Regions from separate parts of the Homo sapiens genome. Here region 1 is linked to region 2. A link is a loop called in an ENCODE intact Hi-C map of the cell type or tissue named here. Cell type or tissue: Caco-2. All regions are shown on one strand. Each heading gives the region's core, and the rest is flanking DNA. Links, peaks and the distances in the headings are about the cores only.

Region 1 (15,534 bases), core at 1-8,000, 67 kb before region 2:
TTGCTCGGCTACTCAGGCTGGGATGTGCCAGCAGCCGCGAAAGCCTGAAGCTTCTGGGAGGAGAGAAAGGAGTCCTGGGGCAGAACATGGCTTTGGAAACTTTCACGCGGAGCCTCCAGTGCCCCCACAGGGATTATTCTCCTCTTCGAGTCGCTGGAGGTGATTTGTCTGTGGACACTGGGCTTGGGAGTGTTCCCTGCACAAGGAGATGGTGATTTCTCTTAGAACTTTACTTCTGCTCCTTGGGACTTGCTCTGTGACCACAGGCCCTGGAGCATGGAGGCTTGGGGCAGTGATTAGAACTGAGAACCGGACCCGGGAGCCGCTCTGGGGAGAAAGTGGGCGGTCCATCCCCTAAGGTCCAACGGATTGGAAAGGCAAACACAGGAGAAACTAGGTTAGTGGTGCCAAATATATTTGGTGTTGCTAAGTGAATTTCTGATGCTCTTCCATTTTTCTACCCAATTTTTTCACTCTCACGTATACAATCTCTTTCCCTCCCTTTACCAAATCAGTACCTCCGCAGCTGTAAGCGGTCTTCTTATCAGCGTTCCTAAAGTTAAGTGAGCCTGGAACCCTTTTTGCTATTGTAGAATCTACTCTGATTGTGGGTAGGGAGAATTTCCCCTACTAGATTTTCTGATGACTAAATCCCCACAATTAGAGCTTCATCCCTTTGGTGTAAATTGATACAAGCATCTTTTAAGCGATAATAGATTAAGATTTACAACCCTGTAGACTTTAGTATGAATGAGTTTATCAGCTCTTTATAGAAAGTAAACTTTGAGAGAAAGAAGGTTAGAGGGATTTTAAGGTCGTTGGGTGTCCGAGGAAGATCTGAAGAAATGTCAGAAGGGGACCCGGGTGCGGTGGCTCTTGCCTGTAATCTCAGGACTTTGGGAGTCCGAGGCGAGCGGATCACGAGGTCAGGAGATTGAGACCATCCTGGCTAACACAGTGAAACCCCGTCTCTGCTAAAAATACAAAAAAATTAGCCGGGCGTGGTGGCACGTGCCTGTAGTCGCAGCTACTTGGGAGGCTGAGGGAGGAGAATCGCTTGAACCTGGAAGGTGGAGATTGCAGTAAGCTGAGATCAAGCCACTGCGCTCCAGCCTAGGCGACAGAGCGAGACTGTCAAAAAAAAAGAAAAAAGAAAGAAAGAAGGAAGGAAATGTCAGAAGGGAAACTATCAAGAAAGGGAGAATAGTCCCGGGCGCGATGGCTCACACCTGTAATTCCAGCAATTTGGGAGGCCAAGGCAGGCGGATCACTTGAGGTCAAGAGTTCGAGACCAGCCTGGCCAACATGGGGAAATCCCGTCTACCAAAAATACAAAAATTAGCCGGGTTTAGGGCCATGCACCTGTAATCCCAGCTATTCGGGAGGCTGAGACAGGAGAATCACTTGAACCCAGGAGGTGGAGGTTGCGGTGAGCCGAGATCACGCTGCAGCACTCCTGCCTGGGCGACCGGAGGGAAACCCTGTCTCATAAAAAAAAAAGAGAGAGAGCGTGCGCGAGAGAACAGATTTGTCCCACAGTAAAAAAACAGCTGGAAAAAACGCAAATGTCCAACATAAATGGAATGGTAAATATATTATGGAACTGCCAAGCAACAGTACCTTATGCAGCCTACATAAAGGAAGTTTATGAAGTTTTTAACAGCATGGGATGGCACATGTTATAAATCTATATTTATAAATATAAAGGGAAGAAAGAAATACTAAAATTGCATGTACAATTTGATCACATGTGTGTAAAATAAACATATTGGCCAGGTGCAGTGGCTCACACCCGTAATCCCAGCACTTTGGGAAGCCGAGATGGTAGGACTGCTTAAGCCCAGGAGTTTAGGACCAGCCTGGACAACATAATTAGACCACTGTCTCTACAAAAACTAAACCGACCAACCAACCAACAAACAGACGAAATAAAACCATGTGCTTAGAAAAAAAGACCAGAAGAAATATGCCAAAATTTTAACAATGGTCATCTTTGCCTTCTATCTTTTATATTTCCAAAGTGTCTACCATAGAGCTGGGCGTGTTGGCTCACAATTATATTCCCAGCAGTTTGGGAGGCTGAGGCAGAAGGATCACTTGAGGCTAGGAGTTTGAGACCAACCTGGGCAACTTAGTGAAATCTTGATTCTACAAAACTTAATAATAATAATAATCTGGCCATGATGGCACATGCCTGTAGTCTCTGCTACTTGGGAGGCTGAGGCAAGAGGATAGTTTGAGCCCGGGAGTTCGAGGTTGCAGGGAGCTATAATTGTACCACTGTACTCCAGCCTGGGTGACAGAGCGAGACTCTATCTATTTAAAAAAAAAAAAAAGTGTTGACCATAAGCATACCCATGCTCATTACAGTTGTAGATAGGGCAGTATTTACAAAATAAACATTCCTGAGGGGAGAAAAAAGTGGAAGCATCTGAGGAACTATGTGTACATCACAACTTTCTGGGTTGTAATAAGACAATTACACTAGGGTTCTCGGGGTAAAGTATTTAGGCTTAAATCCCAGCACCACCACTTATCAGCTTGGTGACCTTGGGCACCTGGCTTAAATTTTTTATGTCTCAGTTTCTTCATCTGTAAAATGGGGGCATTAATTATCTTTACCTCATGGAGGTATTTTAATAATTTAATACAATAATCTGTGTGAAAGGCTTAGAACACTCCCTGGCACAAAACAAATATCACCACCAATTTTACTTGGAGTCAACCTGGACAGGCATCTCTTAACACCATCTTTTAACACCTGCCTGTCATTAACACACTCTGAACCCCTTCAGACCCACGAGAACTCTTGCTCATTGATCATCAGGAATTGCCCATCTCTACTAAAAATACAAAAATTAGCCAGGCGTGGTGGCGGGTGCCTGTAATCCCAGCTACTCGAGAGGCTGAGGCAGGAGAATCGCTTGAACCCAGTAGGTGGAGAATATGACAAAAGAAATATGTCAAAATTTTAACAATGGTCTTCTTTGCCTTCTACTTTTTGCATTTCCAAAGTGTCTACCATAGAGCCGGGAGTGTCGACTCACACCTATATTCCCAGCACTTTGGGAGGCTGAGGCAGAAGTATCACTTGAAGCCAGGAGTTTGAGACCAACCTGGGCAACTTAGTGAAATCTTGGCTCTACAAAACTTAAAAAAATAAATAAATAACCTGGGCATGATGGCACATGCCTGTAGTCCTCACTACTTGGGAGGCTGAGGCAAGAGGATGGCTTGAGCCCAGGAGTTTGAGGTTGCAGGGAGCTATGATTGCACCACTGCACTCCAGCCTGGGTGACAAGAGGCCTTACATCACCCATTGCACTTTCACACTGGGAGGACCAAGGCCCTTGGTCCCCTGAAGGTTTGCTTCAAAATCACTGACAGGCAGATTTATTAATAGGAGAAAAGGCATACCAATGTATTGAACGTATACACACGGGAGACTTCAAAATGAAGACCTAGCCTCCCAATGAGGTCCAGAAGTTTATATACTATCTGGAGGTTACAGAAAGAATGGGGGCTTGAATCCTGGTAAAACAGGTTTTGGGAGGTGAAGAGAAGAGGAATTGCTGAGGGGATTACTAGGGAGAATGAATGGATCTCTGAACAGAGATTAATGTGTGAATAGTTCTCTTTGATAGTGAAAGTGTTCAGGTGTGGTTACATTCTTGGTCTTACAGGGAGGGGAAGAACAAGCAATTACTTTCTTTGATGGGTCTGAATCTTACGCAGATAAAGGAACTTCCACTTCTTTGTGGGAGACGGTGGCAGGGGAAGTCAGAGAGACCTTGAGGTTTCTCCATGTCAACATGTCAAAATGCCATATTTTGGGGTATTGGATTCTGAGCCCAACAACACCTAAAGCTCCTATAGTGCATACTTGTTTTATGTTCATTTAAATTATGCATTGAAAATAGTACAATATAAAAGATTTTAAAAATTTCAATATATACAAACATTTTGAAATAATAAAAATCTCCCCGACTAAAAGCAAAAGTCGGGCCAGGTGCGGCGGCTCACGCCTGTAATCCCACCTCTTTGGGAGGCCAAGGGGGGTGGATTCCTGAGGTCAGGAGTTTGAGACCAGCCTGGCCAACATAGTGAAACGCCATCTCTGCTAAAAATACAAAAAATTAGCTGGGCATGGTGGCAGGAACCTATAATTCCAGCTACTTGGGAGGCTGAGGCAGGAGAATTGCTTGAATCTGGGGAGGCGGAGGTCGCAGTGAGCTGAGATTGCGACATTGCACTCCAGCCTGGGCAACAAGAGCGAACAAAACTCCGTCTCAAAAAAAAAAAAAAGCAGAGGCAGGAGTCTCAAAAGTAGATCACTGGTAGTGCAATCCCCTGATGGGTTCTTGCCTGCCGCACAGGTAGAGCTGATTCACTGAAACACTGGTATTGTTGTAAAGATGGAGCTTAATTAATGCAAAGCTAGTCACATGGGGAGACAGGAAGTTATTACTCAAATCAGCCTCCCTGGAAATTTGGAGGCTGGAGTTTTTAAGAATAACTTGGTAGTCAGGATTTAGGGAACAGATGCTGCTGGTTGGATGAAGATGAAATCACAGGGGTGTGGAAAGTGGTCCTTATGCAGAGTCGGTCTCTGGGGTGGGGCTACAGGACTGGTTGATTTGTGGATCTGAGTGTAGTCAGCCAGTCCTCAGAAATCCAAGTCTGAAAAACATCTCAGAAGACCAACCTTAGGGCTGAGCGCGGTGGCTCACGTCTGTAATCCCAGCACTTTGGGAGGCCGAGGAGGATGGATTACTTGAGGTCAGGAGTTTAAGAACAGCCTGGCCAACATGGTGAAACCCTGTCTCTACTAAAAATACAAAAATTAGCTGGGCATGGTCGTGAGTGCCTGTAATCCCAGCTACTCGGGAGCCTGAGGCAGGAGAATCGCTTGAACCCAGGAGGTAGAAGTTGCAGTGAGCCGAGATGGCTCCACTGCACTCCAGCCTGGTCGACGGGAGTGAAACCCTGTCCCCCCACCACCCCCACCCCCCCAAAAAAAGGAAAAAGAAAACCAATCTTAGGTTCTACAATAATGATGATGTTATCTACAGGAGTAAATTGGAGAAGTTACAAATCTTGTGTCCTCTGGACCGATGGTTGGTTATAATTTATGCCTACAACTTAGCAGAATTCAGGCTCCCTTCATAATCCTAATCTTGTGTCTTTTCATTGGTTCTACAAAGACGATTCCTGACCTCCAATGAGGAAGGGATAGTTTTGGGAAGGGCTATTACTATCTTTACTTTAAGGTTAAACTATAACTTCCTCCTAAAGTTAGTTTGGCCTACACTGGGCACAGTGGCTCACGCCTATAATCCCAGCACTTTGGGAGGCCAAGGTGGGTGGATCACCTGAGGTCGGGAGTTCGAGCCTAGCCTGGCCAACATGGTGAAACCTGTCCCTACTAAAAATACAAAAATTAGCCAGGTGTGGTGGCAGGGCCTGTAATCCCAGCTACCCGGGAGGCTGAGGCAAGATAATTGCTTGAACTCGAGAGGCAGAGGTTAAGGTGAGCTGAGACTGAGCCACTGCACTGCAGCCTAGGCAGCAGAGCAAGACTCTGTCTCAAAAAAAAAAAAAAAAAAAAAAAAAAAAAAAATTAGCCTGGCATGGTAGCACACACCTGTGGTCCCAGCTACTCGGGAGGCTGAGGCAGGATAATCGCTTGAACTTGGGAGGCAGAGGTTGCAGTGAGTCTTGACCATGCCACTGCACTCTAGCCTGGGCGACAGAGCGAGACTCCGTCTCAAAAAAATAAAAAAAATAAAAAAAAAAAGTTAGTTTGGCTTATGCCCAGGAATGAACAAGGATAGCTTAGAGGTTAGAAGCCAAGTAGAGTCAGCTATGTCAGATTTCTCTTACTGTTATAATTTTGCAAAGGCAATTTCAGCGGGCCAAGTGGATTTTAAACTATATTTATACTATTGCTACATAGAAGTTCCATTTTAGCTGGTAATAACAACAACAACAACAAAAGCAAACACAAAGCACTTATATACCAGGCGCTCTTCTAAGCACTTGGCCCAAACTAATTCACTTGGTCCTCTCAGTATCTCAGTGAGGTGAGGATTATTGTTTCTTCATGAGGCTGCTGGAAGAATCAAATGAGATATGATGGCTTATCATCATTATCTTACAGCTGAGGAAACTGAAGCACAAAAAGATTCAGCTCCTTGTGTAAGTTTTCCCTGTCAGTAACAGGAGGAGAAAGGGTTGAGCCAGATGGTCTGGCTCTAGAATTTGTGCACTTAACCAACACCTCTTTTTTTTTTTTTTTTTTCCCAAGACGAAGTCTCACTCGTGTTGCCCAGGCTGAAGCGCAGTGGCATGATATCGGCTCACTGCATCCTCCGCCTCCCAGGTTCAAGTGATTCTCCTGCCTCAGCCTCTTGAGTAGTTGGGATTACAGGCGTGCACCACCACACCCAGCTAATTTTTTTGAATTTTTAGTAGAGATGGGGTTTCACCATGTTGGTCAGGCTGGTCTCAAACTCCTGACCTCGTGATCTGCCCACCTTGGCCTCCCAAAGTGCTGAGATTACAGGCGTGAGCCACCGCACCCAGCCACCAACACCTCTTATGTAAGGAACAAATATAGAGTTGTTACAAAAAAAACTAGCCGAGTTACATGTTGTATTTTGTGCAAGGTCTTTAAGAGTCCATTCACCTGTGTCCAGCAGACACTTTGGTCTCTAATGTGCTGTGCTCCATTGGGCACTAAATACATTTCACGCGGCAGTGGTTGAACTCCTGAATCCTCTGTAACTGCTGCTTGCAACCAATTTACGGCATTTCTCTGCCTAAAGCAAGATATAGTATATGAAGCATCACTTTGGGGGGATGTCTAGTGATACTAATCTTTAACTTCGATTCTTTTTTACTTTATTGTCCTCTAATAGTCATGGACACAAATGATCTCAAATTGAACAAAAGTTGAGAGGCATTTCCCTTGCAAGCTCTACTTGAAAGAACTTGGCCACTCAGCTCCTGGAAGAAAAAGTTCTTTCTCCAAGCCAAATTGAAAGACTTGTTAGAATGTTTTTTTCCTTCCAATAAATGTTAGCTTCTCTCTTTTTTTCCCTAAGTCCTTCAAATTCCACCATCCAAATAAACCTTTGGCTAGTTTTTATTAATTACATTTTGCTAGTATGCTGTTGCTGCTTTTTAAAGACTTAAGTGATTCTGGTATTTCCTTTGTTGTTATTTTTTTCCCTTTTTAAAAAATAGTTGACTCATGGCCTCTCCTGTTAGTTACTAAAGGAAGGAGACTTTGACTTTGCCACAAAAAGTTACATCAACAGACCATATATTAATTAGGATACAAATGAAAAGGGCATTCAGAAACAAAAAGTAAGACATCAGCTTCTGAGTATCTCTAGAAATAGTTGCCTGGTTGTATTCTATCATCATAAAACATTTATGGTTGATTGCTTTGTCCTCATGCGGTGGCAAGTGAGGAGGAGGTCATGGAGTACCAGAGTCTCCTTCAGCATCTCAGCTGCATGGATTTTCGTGACCCATGGGTGGGGAGAAAGATGGTGTCAGCGCAGCTAGACACACTTTTTAACAGTCTCTTCATCTTCCAATCTCAGTCTAGATAGAACTTATCTTGGAACTATAAATTGAAGAAGAAAAGAACTGTAACTCATTAAACTTTCACGACAATTCTCCAAGTAATATTTTATAAAGATACTATGGCTGGAAAGAACTTATCTATTAGTTATATGACCTTGAACTCTTGGCTTCAATAGAACTTTACCTCATGGGCTTTATTGCTCACTCTGACAAATTGAAGAAAAATTCCATTTCATTTTAGGATATGAAAGAAAAGTTCTCTGTCTGCCTCACACAAGCTGTATGTCCTTGACCAAGTAATTTAAACTTTCTGAAACTCAATTTTCTTATCTGAAGATACCATTTAAATTAATAAATGCAAATAGTCAATACATATTAAAACATGAAAAAATCTTCAATCTCACTAGAACTAAATACAAGTTTAAACCAATATTTACCAGCTAGGTAAAGATATTTTGACATACGTTTTTTAAAATTTACAATTGCAAAATTTATACTTTTAACATTATAAATTGTAAACTTAGAGAAGGTATGGAGAAATGGGTAGTGTCACACCCTGCGGGTAGACCCAGACAATGCTGTGACTTTTCTGAGGACAGTTAGGCAATTAGTAACATCAGTCATAAGTGCATGTATTCTCTAACTCAAACACTCTACCTCTAGAAACTTATAACGAAAAAAATACCCAAAGATGTGCACAAGGGCTCTTCACCCCAGCTCAGCTGGAAACAACTTAACTGTCTAGTAAAGTGAACTGGCTAAAGATTAAGTGTGTAAAAGTACACTAGATAATGAGACATCATTTAGAGATTGAAAAGCATATTTTAGCTTTGACCTGAATTACATGGGAATTACATGGGGAAATGAATTACACTGGAAAACGGTACACACACACACACACACACACACACACTTATGTTTTTAATTAATTAATTAATTAATTAATTTTTTGATGGGGTCTTGCTCTGTTGCCCAGGCTGGAGTGTAATGGTGCGAGGCTCACTGCAACATACACCTCCCAGGTTCAAGCGATTCCCCTGAGTCAGCCTCCTGAGTAGCTGGGATTACAGGCACACACCACCATACCCGGCTAATTTTTATATTTTTAGTAGAGACAGGGTTTCACCATGTTGGCCAGGCTGGTCTTGAACTCCTGACCCCAGGTGATCCGCCTGCCTCGGCCTCCCAAAGTACTGGGATTACAGGCATGAGCCACCACATCTGGCCTAGTTATGTTTTTAAATGCAAAAGTAAGTTATAAAACAGTAGATAGGGCTGGGTGAGGTGGCTTATGCCTGTAATCCCAGCACTTTGGGAGGCCCACTTGGGAGGATCAGTTGAGCCCAGGAGTTTGAGACCAGACTGAGCAACATGGAAAAACCCTGTCTCTACAAAAAATACAAAAAATTAGCCAGGTGTGGTGGTGCTTGCCCATGGCCCCAGCTACTCTGGAGGCTGAGGTGGGAGGACCACTTGAACCCCCGAGGTCCGGACCTCCAGTAAGCTGAGATCAAGCTACTGTACTCTAGCCTCAGCAACAGAGCAATACCTGTCTCAGAAAAAAAACCAGTAGGTGGGTTTTTTTTTTTTTTTCAATGAAGGTGTAGTAATTTATTACTTGTATACTTGAAAATATAAAATTTACAATATGCATTCTACAATTCCAATTAAATGTATGTGTGTGTTAAGGGTAATATTAAAATTATTAATGTGCTTTTTTTTCTTTTTGCCTTCCTGAGCACATGCTTTTTGCCCCGGTAGGCCAAGGCGTTCGTATGCTGAGGATATTATGATTTGTTACAGAGGAATTTTGAAAATGTGGTAACGTTCCACTTCTGTATGATATATAGCATTAGGTACAGGAAAGAGGATTATTGAGAAAGAATATGCCATATTCCTCCATTTCTTCATTAGAATATCTAAAGCTTGGCTGGGCATGGTGGCCCATGCCTATAATCCTAGCACTTTGCGAGGCCATAAAGGGAGGATCACTTGAACCTGGACTTCAAGACCAGCCTGAAAAACATAATGAGACACTGACTCTACAAAAAATAAAGTTAGACAGGTGTGATGGCACATGCCTGTAGGCCCAGCTGCTTGGGAGGCTGAGGTGGGAGGGTTATTTGAACTTGGGTAGTCTAGACTGCAGTGAGCTGTGATTATGCCACTGCAGTCCAGCCTGGGCAACACAGTGAGACTTCATCTCAAAAAAAAAAAAAAAAAAAAAAGAAAGCCCAGCCTGGAAAACTTGTCTCACAGAATTCTTCTGTAGTGTAAGAAAGACACGTCTCCACCTATAACATCTGTCACTCTATCACAGCAGGAGGTGAAAACATAGGGAATCAGAAGAAAATATTTTCTGGTCAAGGCCAGGCGCCGTGGCTCACGCCTACAATCCCAGCACTCAGCACTTTGGGAGGCCAAGGTGGGCGGATCACCTGAGGTCGGGAGTTCAAGACCAGCCTGGCTAACATGGCGAAAACCCATCTCTACTGAAAATACAAAAAAAAAAAAAAAAAAAAAAGAAGAAGAAATTATTGTGTGGTCAAGAGAATGATGGGAAGAAGGAAGGGAGACAGGAGAAGCGATGGTGGTCCTGTTTTCTCTCTCTAAGCTTCATCCAGGAAGGAGTGTATGTTAGAAAAAGGAGGGTAGCAGCTCTGTCTCCCACTCCCCAGATAGGGGTCTGCCTCCCAGGTTGCCCCTTCCTAACCTGGGGTGCAGCCACAACCACACCAACACCAACACAGCAAGGCAGTGTGGCCAGGTGGAGAGATACTCTGAGATTTCATTTCCTAACCACCCTTGGTAACTGGAGGCAGGGGTGCTGACTTGAGAGCCACAGTATGGTCATGGGCTGGGTGAGTGACCCTCCTTAGAGTCTAGGGAACCTCTGTGAACTGGCCCAATGTACAGACTTGCATATTTGTTACTAGCAGTAGCTGAAGTGAGGTGTAGGCCTTGAAGTGAGGTGTAGGTAAATGCCCTGAGCCCTAATTGAGCCAAAAGACAGGAAAGAATACATCTTCACAGCTGTAGATTTTATCCACAAAGGCCCACAGGGAATGTTGCAAGCAGGGACATGAAGGACAATGCTCTGGACACCAGGATCTAAATAAGTCCACACATGACATTTGGTTAAGTTGTAAAGTATCTTTTATTCTACAATCTCTCTTATTTATTTGTTAAAGGGACTAGGTTGAGGCCTGGTGCAGTGGCTCATGCCTATAATCCCAGCACTCTAGGAGGCTGAGGCAGGTGGACTGCTCAAGCCCAGTAGTTTGACACCAGTCTAGACAAAATGGTGAAATCCTGTCTCTACAAAAAATAATAAAAAATTCTGCAGGAACATTGAAAAATATATATATTTAAAAAAATAAAGGTACTTGGTCGTTTGTCTTACAAAATTCCCCACATTCTGGATTTGGCTAATTCCTTCTTCATAGTGGAAATTAATTTTTTCTCTATCCCCAATATTTCCTATAAGTTGGTAGTTAGATGTAGAGGTTTGCTATTTCATAATGCTAAGATTGAACAGTGGATTCTGATGTCAGCCTGATTCAACTACGATAAATTCACCATCAACCCTTCACATATGGTTTTAGCATCTATTGGTGATGGTGAAGACCTTTAAAAAATTCATTCTAATTCTAACATTTCTTCTGCATATATTTTCTGGAATCAACTATTTGGTTACCCTAAATAGATTTTATACAGAAAAGGCAGGATAAATGCTTAATTTCTTTCCCTTGGTTGGTTTTCTCAATAATGAATTAGTGCACTTGCAACTTCCAAAGGTGACTACTGATGTTTTTTTTTTTTTAGATGGAATCTCTGTCGCCCAGGCTGGAATGCAGTGGCACACTCTAAGCTCACTGCAGCCTCCACCTCCTGGGTTCAAGCGATTTCCGTGCCTCAGCCTCCGGAGTAGCTGGGATTATAGGCGCCCGCCACCAGGCCGAACTAATTTTTGTATTTTTAGTAGAGAGGGGGTTTCACCATGTTGGCCAGACTGGTTTCAAACTCCTGACCTCAAGTGATCTCCCGCCTTGGCCTCCCAAATTGCTGGGATTACATACAGGTCTGAGCCACTGCGCCGGGGCTTTTTATTTTTAAAGTATTAGTACAAACACATGGATTTATATGTGTTTTGGATAGATTTATGTGTTCCAATCAGTTACAATCATGATCCTTTCCCACGCTCAAATCATCCCATCTTTGGCCAATGGGAGCCCCTTCATTCTGGCATCCGTGTTTTTTAAACAACCACTTGTTTCAATAGTGTCTTTGTTTTCTGACTCAGCAAGATGTCCCAAGACCATCTTGTATATTTTTTGCCCTGAAACTGGAATCAGTTATTTCTCTAAAGCGTTCAGGTTCCGGTTCATGGGAAATAGTATTCAGGAGCTACAGTCTTGGTAATCGTGGCTCATTGCTATGTTGTTTCTGGGCCTTTTCAGTGGACAAGGCTTAGAAATATGTATTTCATAGCAAGAGACAAATGATAAGTTCATATTATTGTTTCCAATTTCATTTTTTATTATGGTATAATATACATAATGAATTTTACCATTTTAATTTTACCATGTTTTTAAGTGTACAGTTTGGTGGCATTAAGTACATTCATATTACTCTGCAGCCGTCACCACTATCCATCTCCAGAACATTTTTACCTTCCCAGACTGAAACTCTGAACCCATTAAACACTAACCTCTAGCCAGGAGTGGTGGCTCATGCCTGTAATCCCAGCACTTTGGGAGGCCCAGGCGGGAGGATCGCTTGAGCTCAGGAGTTCAAAACCAGCTTGGGCAACATAGGGAGACCTTATCTCTACAAAAAATACAAAAATTAGCTGGGTGTGGTGTGCACATCTGCAGTCCCAGCTACTCCAGAGACCGAGGGGGGAGGATCACTTGAGCCTGGGAGGTTGAGGCTGCAGTGAGCCGTGATCACGCCATTGCATTACAACCTGGGTGACAAAGAGAGACCCCTATCTCAAAAAAAAACCCAGCCCCCCCAAAACACACTAATGTCCTATTCCCCACCTCCCACCCCCACCCCACTCTAACTCCCAGCAAACACCATCCTACTTCTGTATCTATGAATATTTGTTCTTTTGTGAGTGGCTAATTTCAATTTGCATCATGTCGTTTAGGTTCACACATGTTGAAACTCGTGTCAGAATTTCCTTCCTTTGTAAGGCTAAGATTGCATTGTATGTATTTACCACATTTTTGTTTATCCATCCATTGGTGGATGGACACTTGGGTTGCTTCCGCCTTTTGGTTATTGTGAATAATAATGCTGTGAATATGGACGTACAAGTATTTGTTTGAGTCCCTGCTTTAAATTATTTTGGGCATATACCCAGAAGCATAATTACTGGAACATATAGTAATTCTATATTTAATTTTTTGAGGAACTGCCGTACTGTTTTCCATAGCAGGTGTACCATCTTACATCCCACCAGCAATGAACAAGGGTTCCAGTCTCTCCACATCCTCACCAATATTTGTTATTATATTTTCTAGTTTTTAAAATTCTGTCTAAAAACAGCTATTCTAACAGAGATGAATCAATTCAAATTTAAGCTTTTAGGATTGTGGCTACACTTTAGAAATTTTTATTCTTATTTCTTTTCTCTTTTCCTTGAAAATCTTGGTTCTTAAAAACATTAATTCAAGTACTTATTTCCTAATACTATAATGTACACATAATAGTTAAAAAAAAAACAAGACCCATATTATTTCTAATAATAAGACCACTGGGCCGGGCATGGTGGCTCACGCCTGTAATCCCAGCAATTAGGGAGGCTGAGGTGAGTGGATCACCTGAGGTCAGGAGTTCGAGACCAGCCTGGCTAACATGGTGAAACCCCATCCTTACTAAAAATGCAAAAATTACCTGGGCATGGTGGCAGGCACCTGTAATCCCGGCTACTTGGGAGGCTGAGGCAGGAGGATCGCTTGAACCCAGGAGGCGGAGGTTGCAGTGAGCTGAGATCCTGCCATTGCACTCCAGCCTGGGTGACAAGAGGGAAACTCTGTCTCAAAACAAAAACAAAAACAAAAAAACCCCACTGAATTCAGTTTAAGATTTCTCTGTGGTTCTCATGGTCCCCAGAGATACACCAGTAAAGATATATAATCAAATTACTATATTTAAAAGATACTGTAAAGAATTATTTTCCCTGTGTTATTCCATCAATTTGATATACAGCTATGATTATATTCATTGTATGAATATGATTTTGTTCATCAGTGGATTACATTCATCCCTTTGTTTTCAAATGTCAGAAACTGGTTTTTAAGAATTTCATAATTTTTAAATTATTTAAAACATTTACATAGTTCACTCAAAACTATAAAACAATATAATCAGGCCAGGCATGTTGGCTCACATCTGTAATTCCAGCAATTTGGGAGGCTGAGGAGAGAGTATCACTTGAGCCCGGGAGTTTGAGACCAGCCTGGTTAACATAGCAAGACCCCATCTGTATTTCAAAAAAATAAAACAGACAAACAAGAAACTGGCACAATCAGAGAATTCTCACATTAATATCCAACGACTCTCTTCTTCTACTACCCTCTCTCCCACTGTAGGTAGCGACTAATTATCTATTAGTGTTTGGTTTATTCTTCAGTTGCCTCTTTTTAGAAAATATAAACACACAGTTATATTCATATTCCCCTCCCTTGTACACAAAATGGCAGCTTACAAGCCCTGTTCTGTGCCTCCTTTTTTCATTGAAGAATATATTCTTGTGCTTACTCAATATCATAATACTGAAATCTTCCTCATTCTTTTTCTACTTAATATTTCTCTGTGTAGGTTTATTATAAAGAAATCTTCCTGATTCCTTTGCACTGCTGCAGAATACTACACTGTGTGGGTGTATCCATAGTTTATTTAACAAGTTCACAAGTGATAGAAATCTGGTTTGTTTCCAGTATTTTGCTGTTACAAATAATACCACAAAGAATAGCATAGACCTCACTCAAGAATGCTCTGGTAAACGTTTGCCAACAAGCTCTCTGGAAAAATTAAATGAAATGAAAAACAACCCTGATTGAGCACCTTTTCATAATATTTAATGGGCATTTGGATAGCTCCTCTTCTGTGAAGCATCTGTTCAGCCTCTTCTTACTTTACTATAAGGTTGTCCATCTTATTCTTTCCTCTATGTGAGCCCTTTTCTGGACATATGTATTTCAAATACCCTTTCTCATTATTCACTGTCTTAGTGATTTCTTCTGAATTTGAAAATTTTGGCCAGGTGCGGTGGCTCACGCCTGTAATCCCAGCTACTCAGGAGGCTGAGGAAGGGGAATCACCTGAACCCAGGAGGCAGAGTTTGCAGTGAGCCGAGATCATGCCACTGCACTCTAGCCTGGTCGACAGAGCAAGACTACGTCTCAAAAAAAAAAAAAAAAGAAAAAAAAATTAACATAGTCCAATTTATGAAAAGTTTCCTTTAAGTTTGGAGCAGAGTTCTGTTTAAGAAATATTTGCAAGCCTGGGCGACATAGGGAGCCCCCGTCTCTGTAAAAACTTTTTTAAAAAAATCAGCTGGGTGTGGTGGCAGGTGCATGTAGTCCCAGCTACTCCAGAGGCTGATGTGGGAGGATCACTTGAGACTGGGAGGTTGAGGCTGCAGTGAGCCATGTTCATGCCACTGCACTCCAGCCTGGGTGACAGAACAAGACGCCATCTCAAAAAAAAAAAAAAAAATTGCTTTGGACTTCACATTAAAAGTAAAAAAAGAAAAAATAAAAAAAATAAATATTTGCTTACTCCAAAGGTATGAAGATATTATATGTTTTGTTCTAGAAGCTTTATTATTTTGCTTCTTTCATTTCAATCTAAAATCTATCTGGGATTCATTATTTTGTGTGATATGGATGAAGATTCATTTTTTTCCCTATGGATATCCAATTA
Region 2 (16,313 bases), core at 5,202-13,201:
CCTCCGCCTCCTGGATTCAAGCGATTCTTGTGCCTCAGCCTTCTGAGTAGCTGGGATTGCAGGTGCACACCACCACACCTGGCTACTTTTTGTACTTTTAGTAGAGACAGGGTTTCACCATGTTGACCTGGTTGGTCTCAAACTCCTGGCCTCAAGTGATCCCCCTGCCTCAGCCTCCCAAAATGCTGGGATTACAGGTGTGAGCCACTGCGCCCAGCCACTTTTCTGCCATTTGACGTAAGTATGCATCTCTTGTCACATGGCAGGGAAATCCTGCAGACCAGTTGTTATCTGGGACTGGGCTTCAGGCTCAAGGAATATAAGAGTGTGTATACATCCTGGGTGCTGAACTTGAAGTTTGATGTCAGATGGAAGTTGCTTTGCAAGACCTTCAGAAGGACATCTCTGATTCCCACCCCTTACCACAGTGTCTGGCATCTAATAGTTGCTAAATAAATGTCTGTGTCATTGAATTGAAATGGAAACAATTATAAGTGGAGAAGAGGGGAGTTCTTGGCATATGCTTCACGATGATATAAAAATTCTGTGATTGGGACACAGAATTGCAATCAGGATGGTTTTTCCAAACCCCAGAATGATTTGTATTCTCAATGGAGCATCCAACTTACTGTTCCATCGCCTCTCACCCATGCATAAAATATAGATGGCAACACTACTGTCTGAAGTTCTTAGATAAAACTTTTATGGATAATTCACTTTCATTCACATATCATACACTGATTATTTACTATGTGCAAAATTTGTTTGCTAGGTTCTATCAGATACAAAATGGTGACTAAGACATGGGCTCTACTCTCTGTCCTCATCCACTCTACAGTTTAACTGTAATGGGTGTGGGCAAAAGTGTATAAGTAACTGAAGTCAAAGTAATAATTCCTTATCAGATGCTTTCAGTGTGCCAGGGACTGTGCTAAGACTTTTACTTGGATCAGGTCATTTGATCCTTACACAACTCTGTGAAGTGGGAGCTATTATTGTCTCCATTTTACCAATGACGGAACTGAAGCACAGAAAAGTTAAACATCCACAAGGTCACACAGCAAGAAAGAGATGGAGCCAGGACTGAAACCCAATCATTCTAGTTTCAGACCTCAAAGGTTCAAATATTTTGCTATATGGTTGCCCAAATAATCCATGATGGATGGTGATATGTTCTGGAACAGATGTTCAAGCTCAGGCTGTGTGCACAAAGGAAGGCTCAGGAAAAGCTCTATAGAGAAATCTGTTTTTACACAGTCTTAAAGAATGAGTAATATTCTGACAAATAGTGATGGGCAAAGAGGTGTCCTAGGAGTAGGAAATTGCCTGAGCAGAGACAGAGGGCAGAAGAAGGCACCACTGCATGTTTGGGAAACTGAAAATAAACAGTTCAACGTGGCTGAATGTGAGATAAAGGAGGAAAGAAGAGTTGGTTGGGACTTAAGTTTCAGATGAAGACCTTTGGAGCAGGAGGTGGGGAAGAGACAAGTGACATTTCTCTCACTGTTGGTCATAAAAACAGTAAATCCTATGAACAACTGAAGCTTCTAAAATCGACTCAGCCTACTCTCTGTTTGGGAGCAGTAGTGGGGCATTTATCCCAAGGAGGAAATCAGATGACTTTGGAGGTTTTAAAATCTTTTCTGGAGTTCAAAGGCAAGGCTTCTTAACCTGGGGGCTCTGGACTCATGGATGGGTGTCAGGGCGCTTGGCACCTCAGGAAATTGTGGGCCAAGTTTTGCATTGCATGAACGTATGTGTTTTTTGTCGAGGAAGATTGTTCATAAGATGCCTCAGTTTCTCTAAGGGTACTTGATCAAATACCCTTTGCAAACCACTGTTCTGAGCACAGAGTCAGCACCCATCTTTCTGGGGCCTTCCTGGGACTGAGGAACTGGAACCAATGTTGTGCAAAAGTCAGAACTGAGAGTTTAAGTTCCAGATTCACAAGTAAAACTTCCCAGGGAAATACCACCGCTGTGCATCAGTGGAGGCCTGCTTGGTGTTCACCTTTGCCCTGGGATTGCAGGCTACCCTGCTGGGCAGTCCCGAGCAGGTGGTACTAGGTAAAGGCACATCTCATGTGAGGTGTCAGCAGGAACTGGAGCTTCTGTCCCAGGAGGTTTACAAGAGTATTAGGAAGCTGAAGTTTCCAGGCAGATGACAGCTGTCTGGAAGGATCTCTACCCATTGCATTGCAAACCCAACCCACTGGAGTCACTCAGCAAGGAAGCAGTCTTGAGAATGAGGCAATCTGTGGGCAAAGCCTATGAGAAAATCCTTCATTTCCTTCTCTTTGTCACATCATTTCAACACTTGCCTGGCAGGCCCTGCCATTCCCAATACCAGCTGAGGTGACTGAGGGCAGGAAGGCAGATATGCCAGAGATGAAAACAGGGTCTCCAGGCAAATCCTTTGATTCATGGAAATAGCTGTGGTAGAGGCTGGTTTGGTCATTAGTGGCATATTTTGCATAATGATATCTTTGATAAAGGGAAACAGTCTTGTGTATATTACTTAGGATTAAGACTCTCTGCATGTGACAGAAAACTCAGGACAGCAGTGCCTTAAACATGATAAAAATTTATATCGCTCTCATGTAAATCAGATCTGGAGTTGGGCAATAAGGGCTGTTTTGGCAACTGATTCCAGATGAGCAGGGACCCAGGCTCCTTCTGGCTTGTTTTTCTTCTAAACTTCGGGGGCTGCTTCATGATCCAGGATGACTCCTCAGCTTCCAGTCATTGTGTTCATATGCCAGCACAGAGGAAGGAAGAAGAGGGGAATACGGGAGCTCCCTTCCTTTTAAGGACACTTCCCCAGAAGCCTCAAGTTTCAGCCTGTTTACATTTCACTGTCCAGAACACGTTGGCCACAAATATAATGCCCAGTGTATTCTTTTCATCAGAAAATCTCTAATTAAAAAAAAAAAAATGGGCTGGGCACAGTGGCTCACACCTTTAATCCTAGTGCTTTGAAAGGAAGATCACTTGAGCCCAGAAGTTTAAGACCAGCCTGGGCAACATGGCAAAATCCCGTCTCTACAATGAATAAAATAAAAAACATTAGCCAGGCATGAGGGCAAGTGCCTGTAGTCACAGCTACTCAGGAGGCTGAGGCGGGAGGATCCCTTGAACCCAGGAGTTTGAGGCTGTAGTGAGGTGTGATCATGCCTCTGCACTCCAGCCTGGATGACAGAGCGAAATTCTGTCAAAAACAAACAAACAAACAAAAACAAAAGCAAATCCACTATCTGCTACAGTTTCCCAGTGAATGTTGCAATAATCAAGTATTCTCTAAGAGACCACGTTAGACCTTTAAAGATTATTTTCTCGGGTCATACTCCTGTTAGGAATCTAGGCTAGAATCTGTTGCCTGGTACTTACAGGCCTATTCTAATTAAAGAGGCAGAGATTCATAGTGGTTTACAGCTTCAAGAGGGCTTAAAAGGTGTTCCTTCTAACTGCATAATTTCACAGATAGGGAAACAGACGCCCATAGAGACTTAAAAATACACAGTGAAAACAGGTTGGGGTCATGAAGAAAATCAGGGGCAGAGCTAGCTCTGGAACCTACATCAACTGATTTTAAGTCCAAAGTTCTTCCTGCTACCTCATAGGCTTCTTTTGAAATATCACTTAAAAAAGAAAAACTTTTACACTGATGGTTCACTGGAAATTCAAGGATATTGGGAGTTTTCTTGTAATTGAACTTTCTGTCAAAATCCCTTTGCTTCAATTGATTTTAGGGAATATTTCTAACATTTACCAATTCTTTTTCCTGACCTCATTCAAGTTAAGTGTGATAGATGGAATTTATATTTTCTTTAAGTTTGCACTATTTTGTGGTGGATTAGGGTCATTGTTTGGTCATCAGCTCACATTTCCCACCTCACTACAGATTAAAGTTTAGCAATGTTTTATAAGAGATGCAAAATATTCACTGATTTTCTTCTGACATTATAAGTATGTGTTTGTGTGAATGTTATGAACAAGAATAAGGTAGCCGAAGGTCTAGAAATACCAGGAAAGATAGCCTGATAGAAGCAGTTGGCTCATTTTTAATAAAAATGATTCCATGTACCCCTTATGGCATTTGTGCAATAACTTAGCCAATATTTATTATAGGGCATTGGGCTGAACGTTCTGTGACCTTGTGATATCCTCTAGAAATTATTGGTTTTTCAAAAATAAATCCCTTATACGAGCTTGTTTAATAGCTGCTAGAGAGGGTTTTTGTGGGTTTTAATAAGGTATAAGTGATGTCCTGTAGGCTGCTGCCAGATAGGAGCTTTGGTGTCATTTTTCATTGGGAAAGAGAGTGGTTTTTCTAAAGGTCTGGGGGAGGGGTGTGGGAAGTTGGGGGAATGAGTAGCTTTCTCTGGATCCAGCTGGGAAAAGATGGGTTGAGTAGAACTCTTGTGCCCACCAGGAGGCCTTGGGAGCTAAGACTAAGATGCAACTCAGAGGGAAATAGCCGCCCTTCCGTGTGGTGGAGTTTAGTTTCAGCTTCAGCTCCCTGAAAATTAGGGGTCTTGGGGTCTGTGACGTCAGATGACAAATATTTGTGGATCCTCTCCAGACCTGAGGAGGTTCTCTGATAATCGGCACTTGTTGTTTAAAAGGCAGATGGTGATGAACTGGGCTGGGAAATGATCGGAGTTGCCCAGAGGTAGGGAGGGTCCCCTGACCTTTTTCAGGGGACCCCACCTATGGAGGCATATACTCAGGCACTCGATCCATGTCCCCACTGCTGCTTCTGACCCCTTCTGTCCACCTGACCCTTAGAACACACCTAATTTTCTCTTTTGACTCCTGTGATGTGCTTCTTTCTCCAAAAACAGGGCATAGCAAGGCAACAATGACCACTGTTTAAGAAGTCTGGGTCCTGGGGTTCAAAGGAACTGAGGGTTTACTTTTTCTATCTCAGGGTCTTTGCCTTGTGTCTTAAATGTATCCCCCAAATCTCTTCCTCTAGGTCTCAGTGCAAATATCACCTCTGCAAGAGACCTTCCCTGGGCTGCCCCGCCCCCAGCACTCCCTGACTTTCACACTTTATCTCATTAACCTGCTTCACTTTCTTCAGGGCTCTGATCTCTAACTGAGCTTATCTGAGATTTGTATTTCCTCATGTGTGGTTTGCTCTGACTTCCCCCGGTAGACTGGCAGGCAGAGATGTTGTGTCCCCAGTGCTCATATAGGACCTAGCACAGGAGAGATATGTAACTGATATTTTTTATGGACTGGTTGACTGCAGCAGAATGTGATATTTTCCAGGGGAAACAGAATCCAGGTGGATCCCACTAGACTCCTGGGGGTAGCCCACTAACCCCAAATCCTGGGGAAACCATGTCTTCTTTTTATCATCTCACATACATGGACTTTTTCTTTAGAGATCTTAGCACTGTCTGTAAGTATGTATTTGTAAGATTATTTATTTAAGGCCTGTCTGTCTTACTAGGACAAGGATTCATAATCATTTTGTGCCAAGGTTTGCTTTGTTATCTGATGAGGCCTATGGACTCTTTCTCAGAACAATGCATAAAATAAAACACATAGGATTATGAAGAAGACCAATTATACTGAAATACAATCATCAAAGTGTTGAAATACAAATTTATGATATGGTTACATATGTGCTTTTTCATTAACACAAAATCTGGTGGAAGATTTAAACCTACCATAATTCTTGAGCGGTGATGGACACAATTGACTTTTTGAGAAATCTGCAAACACTGTAACTTGATATGAACATGTCTGTGGTTTCTATTGGTGACAGAGGCACAGGACCTTTTTTACTGCTGTGGTTTGTTGCCTGCATTCACAATTGAGTAAAATGCTAAATTTCAGTTAGAGATGACTGAAAATAAACATCTGATTGTTTTCCTACTCATGTTTAATGACTCCCTGAAGCTGATCCATGCATTCTAGGGGGCATCCCTGAATCCTAGGTTAAGAATTCCCGCAGTAGAATATATCACTTATGTTTGGTTCACTATTTTAACACTAGCACCTAGGACATAGTTGGTACTCTTTACATATTTGTGAATGGAAGAAAGGAAGGGACTTTTCTGTGTCTAACACTATTCTCAGAACAAGTTTGCTGAATGAATGAGTGAATTCTGCAGACAAGGCAGTGAGCTATGCAGTAATAAATGAGAGCACCCTCTTCCCCTGCCGGTTCCAGTGACAACTGTATCTTGGGTGAGGTCCTTTTTATTCTGGTGAAATCCATTGAGTGCCTCACCCACAACTAACACTGAATAAGTATTTGAATGATGAAACGCCGCTAAACCTGAGAGAGACAAACACCACCTGTAATTGATCAGGTATGATGGATCAGTGCATTGGGACTTCCATCAGACCAGCCAGCTTTCTCTTTGGGCTGTCTTTGGTTTCCTTTTTCATAGCAGCATCAGCAGCTTTTATTAGCCAATGTCTTTTGCTTGACAGCATCTTTCAGTTGGAACCAGGCTTGCCTTCACCACCTGCCCTTGGTGAATTGTCTTGGATGGACCCCCTTTCCTGTCCTGTGGGACGAGAGAGTCCTGTGGGATAGCAGGCTCACTAGTAAGCTGGTCCTGTCATATGACAGAGATTATTTCAGCCTTTCATGAATATCAACTGGAAAGACCACTGCTATGTAGATTATTGCTTTCACAGTGCTTTACAAGTCAGCAGTCACTGACAGTAATTAAAGGGAAACTCAGTGCTGGTGAAGATGTCAAATTCACTATTCAATGCCTCAGAAAAATTCTTAATATGTCAGCAGTGCAGAAGCGAACGTGCAACTTTGGTAGCAGACACTTTTTTAAAATTTTGGAATGCTTTCTAAGACCAGAATAAATAAATATTCATGCAAGTGCTACAAAAATGAAGGCTCTATTTCTTAATGGGGGAGATATAAATAGCTTGGGGAAAATATATAACAATTTCAGGTGGCTATTATAACTAGATGTTATACATGGACTAGTTTTATTGTAATTGCAAGGTGCAATCCATCTTTCTATGTTATATACTCAACCTATGTAATATCACCTCTTTTCTTTGTAATTTACCCAGTCTCAGGTATTTCTTTGTAACAATGCAAAAATGGACTAGTACACTGGGGCCCCATGCTTCTTGTTCAAAAGAGATCAGCGGCTGTTCAACCAGATGAGCACCTAGTGGAGTCTTTCTCCCTGACGTAATCAGAAGGATTAAACATTAGGGAGAGAAAACAAGCAGATCAAATGGTAAACATGCTCTGGTATTCCCCACCTGCCTTACCCCCGAGTTTATTGGCTTGCTTAACGTGATACTAAGTGGTGACTAATTATACTTTCCTTGGATCACAGCACCTTACGAGTAATGGTTTGAGGTTCAAGATGCTTGTCTAGCTAGATAATCATCTAATTATCCTTCTTCTCGTTAGGTTAGTGGGATATACATGGTCTCAGATAAGATACTCAAGGTAATAGAATATGGCTTCAGTGATGGAAGAAAATGATGTCCCCTCTTTTTAAACTCCTTAAAACTCCTGGCCTATTCTGCAAATGTGGCACTCAGTGGACTTGATTCTCAAATTGCATCTTCCTCTCCATGTGGCCCCCTCTTCAGTGATTCTTTGAGAATCTGTGGTTTTCAATTTTGGTTGCCCATTAGAATTACCTGGGAGTGATTTTGTTTTTTTGAACCACACATGCCTGGACCCCTCTCCAGGAGTGAGCACCACAGCTGATAGCCTTCAACAGCCAGGCTTCAGGACATTGCTCTAAATTCCCCATAACTACTCTCAGTGTATTTCTGTTCAGATCCCTGTAGACGGTGCTCAACCTGGGTAATACGGTTTAATTCTGTGTCCCTGCTCAAATCTCATGTTCAATTATAATAATCCCCAATGTGGTAGGTGAGGCCTGGTGGGAGATGATTTGATCATGGGGGCAGATTTCTCCCTTGGTAATGTCATTGAGATAGTGAGTGAGTTCTCATGAGATCTGGTTGTTTTTTGTTTTTGTTTGTTTGTTTGTTTGTTTTTGAGACAGAGCCTCATTCTGTCTCCCAGGCTGGAGTGCAGTGGCGTGATCTCGGCTCACTGCAACTTCTGCCTCCTGGGTTCAAGCGATTCTCCTGCCTCAGCCTCCCAAGTAGCTGGGACTACAGGCGTGGACCACCACGCCCGGCTAATTTTTGTATTTTTAGTAGAGATGGGGTTTCACAATATTGGCTTGAACTCCTGACCTCAAGTGATCCACCCGCCTCGGCCTCCTCAAATGCTGGGATTACAAGCATGAGCCACCGCACCTGGCCAGAGCTGGTTGTTTTAAAGTATGTAGCACCTCCCTTCCCTCTCTCTTGCTCCTCCCACTTTGCCTTCCGCCTTCGTGGTAGGTTTCCTGAGGCCTCCCCAGAAACTGAGCAGATGCCGGAATTATGCTTCCTGTACAGCCTGCAGAACGGTGAGCCAATTAAACCTCTTTTCTTTTTAAGTTACCCAGTCTCAGGTATTTCTTTGTAGCAATGCAAGAACAAACTGGTACACTGTGGCTCGTGCTTTTTGTTCAAAAGAGATTAGCAGCTGTTCAACCCAGATGAGCACCTAGTGGAGTCTTTCTCCCTGATGTAATCAGAAGGATTAAACATTTGGGAGAGAAAGGGAGCACAAATTTCTCATATTTGACGTCAGAAAGCAAAACTCATGAACTAATTCTGAGATATTTTAAAATTCCAGCTCTCAGCAATGGTGTATTTTGTAATTTATTGGATTTTAATCTAATTGCTTAATGACAGATTGCAAGGCCTGTGTCATATTTCCAAAAGATTCAGCAATTCGGTTTCCACCACCATCTCTAGCCTTATCTTGAGTTGATTGCACTTCACAGTCTACATTTCTACCATGCAGGGCAGCAACTTGAAGAAGGTTTGAATGTTCCCATCCCCTGTCCTGGCTCACATTGCTCCTCCTACATACAATACTTTTCTCTTCATCTGTACCACTTGAAATCTTACTCTTTCTTAAAGACCCAACTCAAATACTACTGTTTTTCATGAAGATTTTTCCTCCCTCCAATTCTGGAATCAACATCTTTCTCCAATATGTTTTTTTTTGTTTGTTTTTTGAGATGGACTCTGGCTCTGTCATCCAGGCTGGAGTGCAGTGGCGTGATCTCGGCTCACTGCAACCTCTGCCTCCCAGGTTCAAGTGATTCTCCTGCCTCAGCCTCCTGAGTAGCTGGGATTACAGGCACCTGCCACTACGCCCAGCTGATTTTTGTATTTTTAGTAGACACGGGGCTTCACCATGTTGGCCAGCCTGGTCCAATATGTTTTTACACCACTTTTATTTCTGTTCTAGTCTTTGCAAATTCTTACAAAGTCATTTCCAATACTTAGTTCAGAGGTTTTACAGATAGAGCAAATCCTGTAACATCCGAATTTTAACCTACCCATTTGGGCAATGTTGTGACTTGCATAAGGCTACAATCTGCATGTCTATCTTTCCCTCCTGAGGCCAATGACCTCAATAGTTAAAGCCCAGTCTCTTTTTTTGCAATACATATTTGTGGAATTAAAAATTGCCTCAGCCATCTCTAGCAGAGTTTAACTTTCAGAATAGCTTCTTCAAAGGACATCTGGCTATATCCAGTACATTTGTTCAGGATGGCTCATGAGTGACTGTTAAGTCTCAGTAAAAAGATTAAGACCTCTAGCCCAGTGTTTCTCAATTAGGCAGTGCATTCCTAAGATGGATATGTGTGGAATGTTTTTTGATTATCACAATGACTGGAGGTGTTAGCGGGTTTTAGTGGACAGGAGCCAGGAATGCTAGATATTGTGCAAAGTTTCCTCACAAAAAGAGTTGTCACATTGAAAATATCAATTGTTCCCCAACCCCTAAACCTATATTGACAGATATACCAATCCACATTACAAAATAAAAAATAAACTTGATTTGGAGAAAAGGGGGAAGCTCCTAAAACTCACTTTAAAGTCACAAGCAAAATGTCCTGGGCTTGTTATCAGATAGGCAAAGATTACAAAGTTCAATGATACCTGGTTGGTGAAACAGGAATTCTCACATAATGTAAGTGAGAATGTAACATTAGATGACCTTTTTGAGGACAACAAAATTTATTGATATTTAAAATGCACACTTTTTTGACCTAGCAATTTCACTACAAGATATTCGCCCTACAGATGTATTTACACAAGGGCCCCAAATTGCATGTATAGGAATGTTCATTACAACATTGGTTGACATTACAAAACAGCAAGAACAAACTATATATCTACCAAAAAGAAAATGGTTATGTCAGTGTTGGTACATCCAAATAATGGTACGTGACTATATGAAAAGACTGCCAAGATACATTAAGTAGAAAAAAGTGAAGCATGGTATACAAAATATGATTGATTTATCTTCAAAGTGTATAAATGTACATATATACAAACAGAGACAGTCCTTGCTTTTCATGGTTTGATACGAACAAAATTCAGTTACCATGTTTTAGTTAAATAATATCAGTCCCCAACAACACAGTTCAAATTCAGTCACCACAGCATGTTAACCGTGAGTCATTTAGATAAATCACAAACTTAACTACTGGCTCTTCAGTCCACAAATCACTATATAAATAATCGATACCCTTCAAAGTCTACCCTTGATTGGTCATCGACTATTTGTTATTCAGTTTACTAATAGACGGAAAAGTGTATAATTGTGTAGCCTGTCTCCAGTGATAAACTCTAAACTCATGTGACGTTTTACAAAAATGCATAATTGAGAGAAGGAATTAAGCCCAACAAAGAACGGAACAGAGATAACACTGGCAGATAAATTCACAGTCAGCGTAAATGGGGTTATAGAAGAAATCACTAGGCTGAGGAAGGAGAATCGCTTGAACCTGGGAGGCAGAGGTTGCAGTGAGCCAAGATCACACCACTGCACTCCAGCCTGGGCAACAAGAGTGAAACTCCATCTAAAAAAAAAAAAAAAAAAAAAAAACTGACTATGGGAATGTTGACCATGCTGCCATTTGAGAGACTCTAGATATGCAATCAGAGGAACTTAGTGGAGGCGAGTCTGTCAACCTTAATAAGAAAAATGGTTGTGATGAAAAGGAGGAAGGTGTCCCAGAGGAAGTGACACCAGCCAAACAGCCAAATACTTCATATTTAAGGAAGTCTTGGAGTCACTTTGTAACACTGAAAGTACAAAGAATAAAATAATGGAAGCTGATCCAAATTTAGAAAGAAATATGACAATTTAGCAAGGCATAAAAAATATAGTTCATATTATTTATATTACAAAAAGAAGGCAAGCAATGTTTAATCTTTATAAACCTTTTAGAACAAGATACTTGTCAATATTCCTAACGTTTTATATTACAGTGTACTACATAGCAATATTACTGTATTTTGTTTTCCCTTACATTTATAACCAACAGTAAGAGAGGTTTTAAAATTTTGACAAAAAATTGTAAAGGTGATGGAACAGTTGTAATTTTTTCCATTGAATATTAAGATCAATTTGCATGCTTTTTTTTTTTTTTTTTTTTTTTTTTTAAAAACAGTGTCTCACTCTCTCACTCAGGCCAGAGTACAGTGGCTCAATCTCAGCTCACTGCTGCCTCAACCTCCTGGGCTCAAGCGATCCTCTTGCCTTGATCTCCCAAAGTGCTGGGATTATAGGCATGAGCCACTGCACCTGGCCACTTTGCATGGTTTTAGTTAGTGCAGTCATTAGATCCTGTGCTCTGCAAAGTGAGGTCGGCTTATATAAGATATAAATATATACATCTATATATTTACATATATAAACAATGTATATAATATATTTGTATTTTTTAAAATGGCAGTATATATTCAAAGAATTGTTAATAGTGGTTACTTCTGAGGAGTGGGGCTCAGGGAGAGTAAAGGCAAAGGGAAATTTTATTTTATACCCTTCTGAACTGTTTGACTGTTCCATTAGTATGTATTTCTTTTTGGTATAAAACCTAATTAATAAAAAAAAGAAAAGTTAAAATTTTTTAAAAAATATGTATATGATCTGTGATTTTTTGTTTTTGTTTCTGTTTTCTGGGGACATAATCTGAAGCTTTGATCAAGAATTTCAAAAGAATTTGACATCAAAAAGGTCAATCTATTGTTGTAAGGTCACATTTGCACTGTTTCTTAGCAGAAAGATTACAAAATATGCAATTTTTTCAGGCTTGCATGTGATCTGAGTTGTTAATTTCATTTGTGTATGGGAGAAGTGGCCGAGAACAAGACCAGCTGATGGTGATGTTCAAGTGCAATTTGCAAACAGATGCCCTAAACAAAATGCCTCTGTAGTGTCTGGTGACTAACATCCATCTGTTTAGAAGCCAGAAAGGCTGAGGCAAAGTATGACCTTGTGCACAACTCTGAACATTTACTGGCTGGCAAACCAAATGTCAAATGCGTGGTAATGAGCATTTGGAAAAATAATGTTGAGGTTCCTGATGTATTTACCCTGCCAGGACTGAGATAGTGAGAGAATGAAGGGTCCCAAGTGGATGAGGCTGAGAACTTAACCACTAATCCAGGATGGGCAACCAGGACTTTGTCTGAGGGAGTCAATGGGGTGGTAAGATCCTCACAGATCCCTAATCCATTTACACAATGGATTTACACCTTCTATCATAGTCTCTGAGGTCTCCTGGATAGATGAGGAGGTCCTTCAGAAAATGTAAGCTTATTTTAACCAGTGTCAAAGAAAACCTAAGTTGAGTAGTAGTTGAAGCAGTTCAAACAGTTTATTTAGAACTATTGGAATAGGAAAAAAAAGAACTCTGTATAGAACTAGGCTCAATTCCAAATACAAGAACAAGTGGGGATTTAAGCTAAGGAGCAGGGTGGGGATCAGTGGATAGAAAATTACTAAAAGGAAACTTCAGGAGTAAGGAGGATTTTAGCTAAACTGACCTAACAGGATTCTCGGTGAAGACAAGCCAGGGTGATCAGACATCATCTGGAATACGGTGGAAGATGAGAAACCAAATTGGACATTGAGGATGATCAGATATGCAGGATGGGAGAGTCTGGCTAAAACAATTTAGCAGGGTTCTTGCTAAGACTGGAATTTTCAAAGAGGTGCACAGATGGGCTAGGAGGAGGTGGTTGAGCAACCTGACTACAGATTGGTCAAGCAATGAATCCTTGTTACCCAAAAAAGTTCTGAAAAGTCTAGTCAGTGATCAAGAATGACCAGGCAATCCTGAAGCAGGCAGGATAAAAGCTATCCACCAGCATTATATAGGTATAATCTTTTTTAACCCTTAAAACAATCCTATAATTGTTTGACCACCCCAATATCACTGAGACAACTGAGGTTCAACCGAGGTGTAAGGAGGTTAAGTAACTTGTCCATTGTCACATAGGTGGTAAGTGTTGGGCCTAGGATTTGAAGTTTAATTTCTGAAGTTCTGCATACTCACATTGAGTTACGGTTTCTCTGAAGTGCTTAAAAAATGCCTCTGGGCCATACATGTTTTGCCATGTCTTCCATTTATCAGAAATCTTGCTCATGCTGGATTATCTAATCTAAAATCTGTCCTTCCCTGCTACATTTTTCTGAACTGGGCTGACCCAGTGCTTGCCATTTTGAGTATTTAATCCTTTTGACTCTCAATTCTACCCTTTTGTGTTACTTTCATATGGTCTCTGTGGCTGGGGATCATCTTGATTTTGCCAGCTTCACATTCCAGTTGATTCAGAGGAAATGTACATGAGTCTTTAGTGTTTTCCCGAGAAATATGGCATGGTTCTGGCTTTCACTGACTTGCCTGAGGCTTCTAAGCTTGCAAATAAGAAACATCTGGCCACAGGTCTGTAAATGCATATGATAACCTTGGGTATAGTTAAATTCCATAAGCTGGTGAAGTTAAGCCATATTTGGATAGCCAGAACCTCATTTAGCAAAATCCAAGTTTTTGGTTGGATTAAATTTTACAGGGTTTTAGTTAATAATTTGAAAAATGAAACTGGCTCTTTTGGGGTTTTTAAGTAGTGGTAAAAATGGTCAGTGGAAGGCATTCCCTGCCTGGTATAAGACTTAGGGAACATGGGTCTCAAATGAGTCCCCCGTGTTAGGGAGCCATGCAACGTCTGGGTGGCAATGTTCAGGATGCTACTAGGGTTCCCTCCTAAGTCATGGAGTCAAATCTGGGCCCTTTACAGAACTTTTCATGTCAGAGCACTGAAGAGTTTGGCAAGCTAATGATTACCCACAAGCAGGATATACTGGAGAAGATGATTCTTTAGAGGTGGAAACTGGAGCTTGCACAGCTTTGAGACAATACACAGCTGAAAAATAACCAGAGTTCAAAATGTGCAGGCTTAGGAGGCAAGTACAACTCTTATAGAAACCCTTCTGTTGATTAGAACAGGGATTAACAGTATGACCGTGAGATTGGAAGAGACCAAGAATGTGTTATTAAACAGAGAAGATGACACTTCTTACAGTCATATTAAACACAATGGTGTGATTTAATGTGCTAGGCACTATGCAAGGGTATGGCCATATACAATCTCATTTAATTCTTCCCAACAACCCTGATTTGGGATTGTGGTATTAAATGTATATCCAAAATCTCTGAGTTAGTGGGTATCACATCCAGAACTCAAGACCATGTCTTACTCTATTTGGCACACTTTACATTATGATTACCTGCCTTTAATAAGCCAAAAAGCATCATCTATTGAGCATGTTGTATTTGTTAGGGTAGTGCTAGATGTTGAAACAGACAAACTCTAAATCTCAGTAGCCTAACAAGACAGAAGTTTCTTATTCATATTAAGTGTAATTGGAAGAAAGGGCTGGTGAAAGAGACTGTGCTCCACGTGGTCACCCTGGGATCCAAGCTGACATAGGTCTTTCATCTTTGACACTAGTTTCTAAGGTAACTCTGGATGCCAACAACAAGAGGCAGATGGAGGAAGAGAGATAGGGATGGTTCATTTGGTAAGTTTTTATGGGCCAGGCCTGGAAATGGCACATTCATTTTTGACCATTCTCTACCAGTCAGGTTCAGTCTTATGGCTAAATTTAACTGGAAGGGAGTCTGGGAAATGTAGACTAGTTACTGGCCCAGGAAGAAAGGGGTAAGGGTTTGGTAAACAGCCAGTCTCTACCACATTTGTGCTTTTTTACAATTATCAGAATTTAAGTATAATAAATATTGCCCTTCACCCAGTGCCAAATACCATCCTAGTTTCTGGGGATATACCAGTGAATAAGCTGAAATCCATGTCCCTAAGTCTAGCAGGGGAATACACAGAGATACAAATGCAAGGGTGATATCCATTCTTACATAGATTAACTGTTCTAGACCACTTGTGTCTTAGGTTACACTAGGTATGATGGAATACTCTCTAGTTCAGAATTAATGATTTGGATGCTTTTAGTCCCAAGAATTGTCTGCTTCAAGATCTAAACTTAGGCGCCAGTCTAAGGTAACTTTTAGTCCACTAAAAAACTTTGGTTAAAGAAACCCATTTGTAGACACCCCCAAATGTAACAAAGTCACATTGTTCACCTCTCGCAACTTAATTTCATATTACAGCATTAAGCTATCATAGCAGGATAAGCCCTCCACCTTGCTAGGCCTGAAGGTATGCCTTCTTGGAAGAGTGCCACCTAAGCTTTAGTTTGGCTGTTGGGCTATTTGGGTGGTAGGATGAGCAAGACATTTTCAGAAACTCACTGAGGACAGAGATGCTGTTTAGAGACTTGGATAATTTTGTTAAAGGATTTGACAACCTTCTCATTTGATATCCATGTTAAGATTGTGTGCTGTCTCTTAAATGTTTTCTATGTTTAAAACTCATTTAGTATTAGGCCAGATTATTTTATCTAAACTAGTTAGGACCATACATGAGCCAAAATGTTAAATGGTATTTTTAACCAAAAGTGTTTTTAAAATTATTTTATTAGCTTTCTCTGACTTTGAGAGAACACATTGAAAGCTTGTAGGAGAAGAGGATTGCAGAGAAAAATGCAAAAACTTCGGCATAAGACTGTGGTGGATGGTGTTGTAAGCCACTTGTCCATGGGTTATTTCTTTGGGAGCATGAGCTGTGAGTTTTTATTCTGTTGTTGCAGAAGAGAAGTTAAGGTTGTCTACCATACAGCATACAGCACCATAAATCAAAAATATGGATTTTCTAAAAATTAGGTCAAATGGAAGATTAAAGCAGAATGAGAAGATGGGACCAAAGGGAAAATGGATGTCACTATCTCCAAAATTAGTGGTTCCCAAACTGGGATACACAGATAAATTCTGAGGGATTACTAGTTTTCTGTGAGCA

What was found. Peaks named below come from ENCODE experiments on the same cell type or tissue, not always from the same donor. Only the 100,000 strongest peaks of a DNase experiment are listed, where the experiment ranks them.
Region 1: a loop joins it to region 2, with 6 times the contacts of the local background. A loop is called at or near these places in 5 of 110 quality-filtered maps.

The regions. Positions count from the first base shown.
Region 1 is chr9:4,474,491-4,490,024 of GRCh38, reverse strand. It overlaps a transcript of GLIS3 not described here. Among named protein-coding and RNA genes, the nearest start is that of SLC1A1, 8.2 kb to the left of the region's middle. RefSeq lists a silencer at 3,205-3,294. In Caco-2, for the core only: no CTCF peak of the experiment used is centred there; DNase peaks (open chromatin) are centred at 298 and 3,294; H3K4me3 peaks cover 1,344 bases.
Region 2 is chr9:4,411,483-4,427,795 of GRCh38, reverse strand. It overlaps a transcript of GLIS3 not described here. Among named protein-coding and RNA genes, the nearest start is that of SLC1A1, 71 kb to the left of the region's middle. RefSeq lists a silencer at 2,553-2,847. In Caco-2, for the core only: no CTCF peak of the experiment used is centred there; a DNase peak (open chromatin) is centred at 8,295.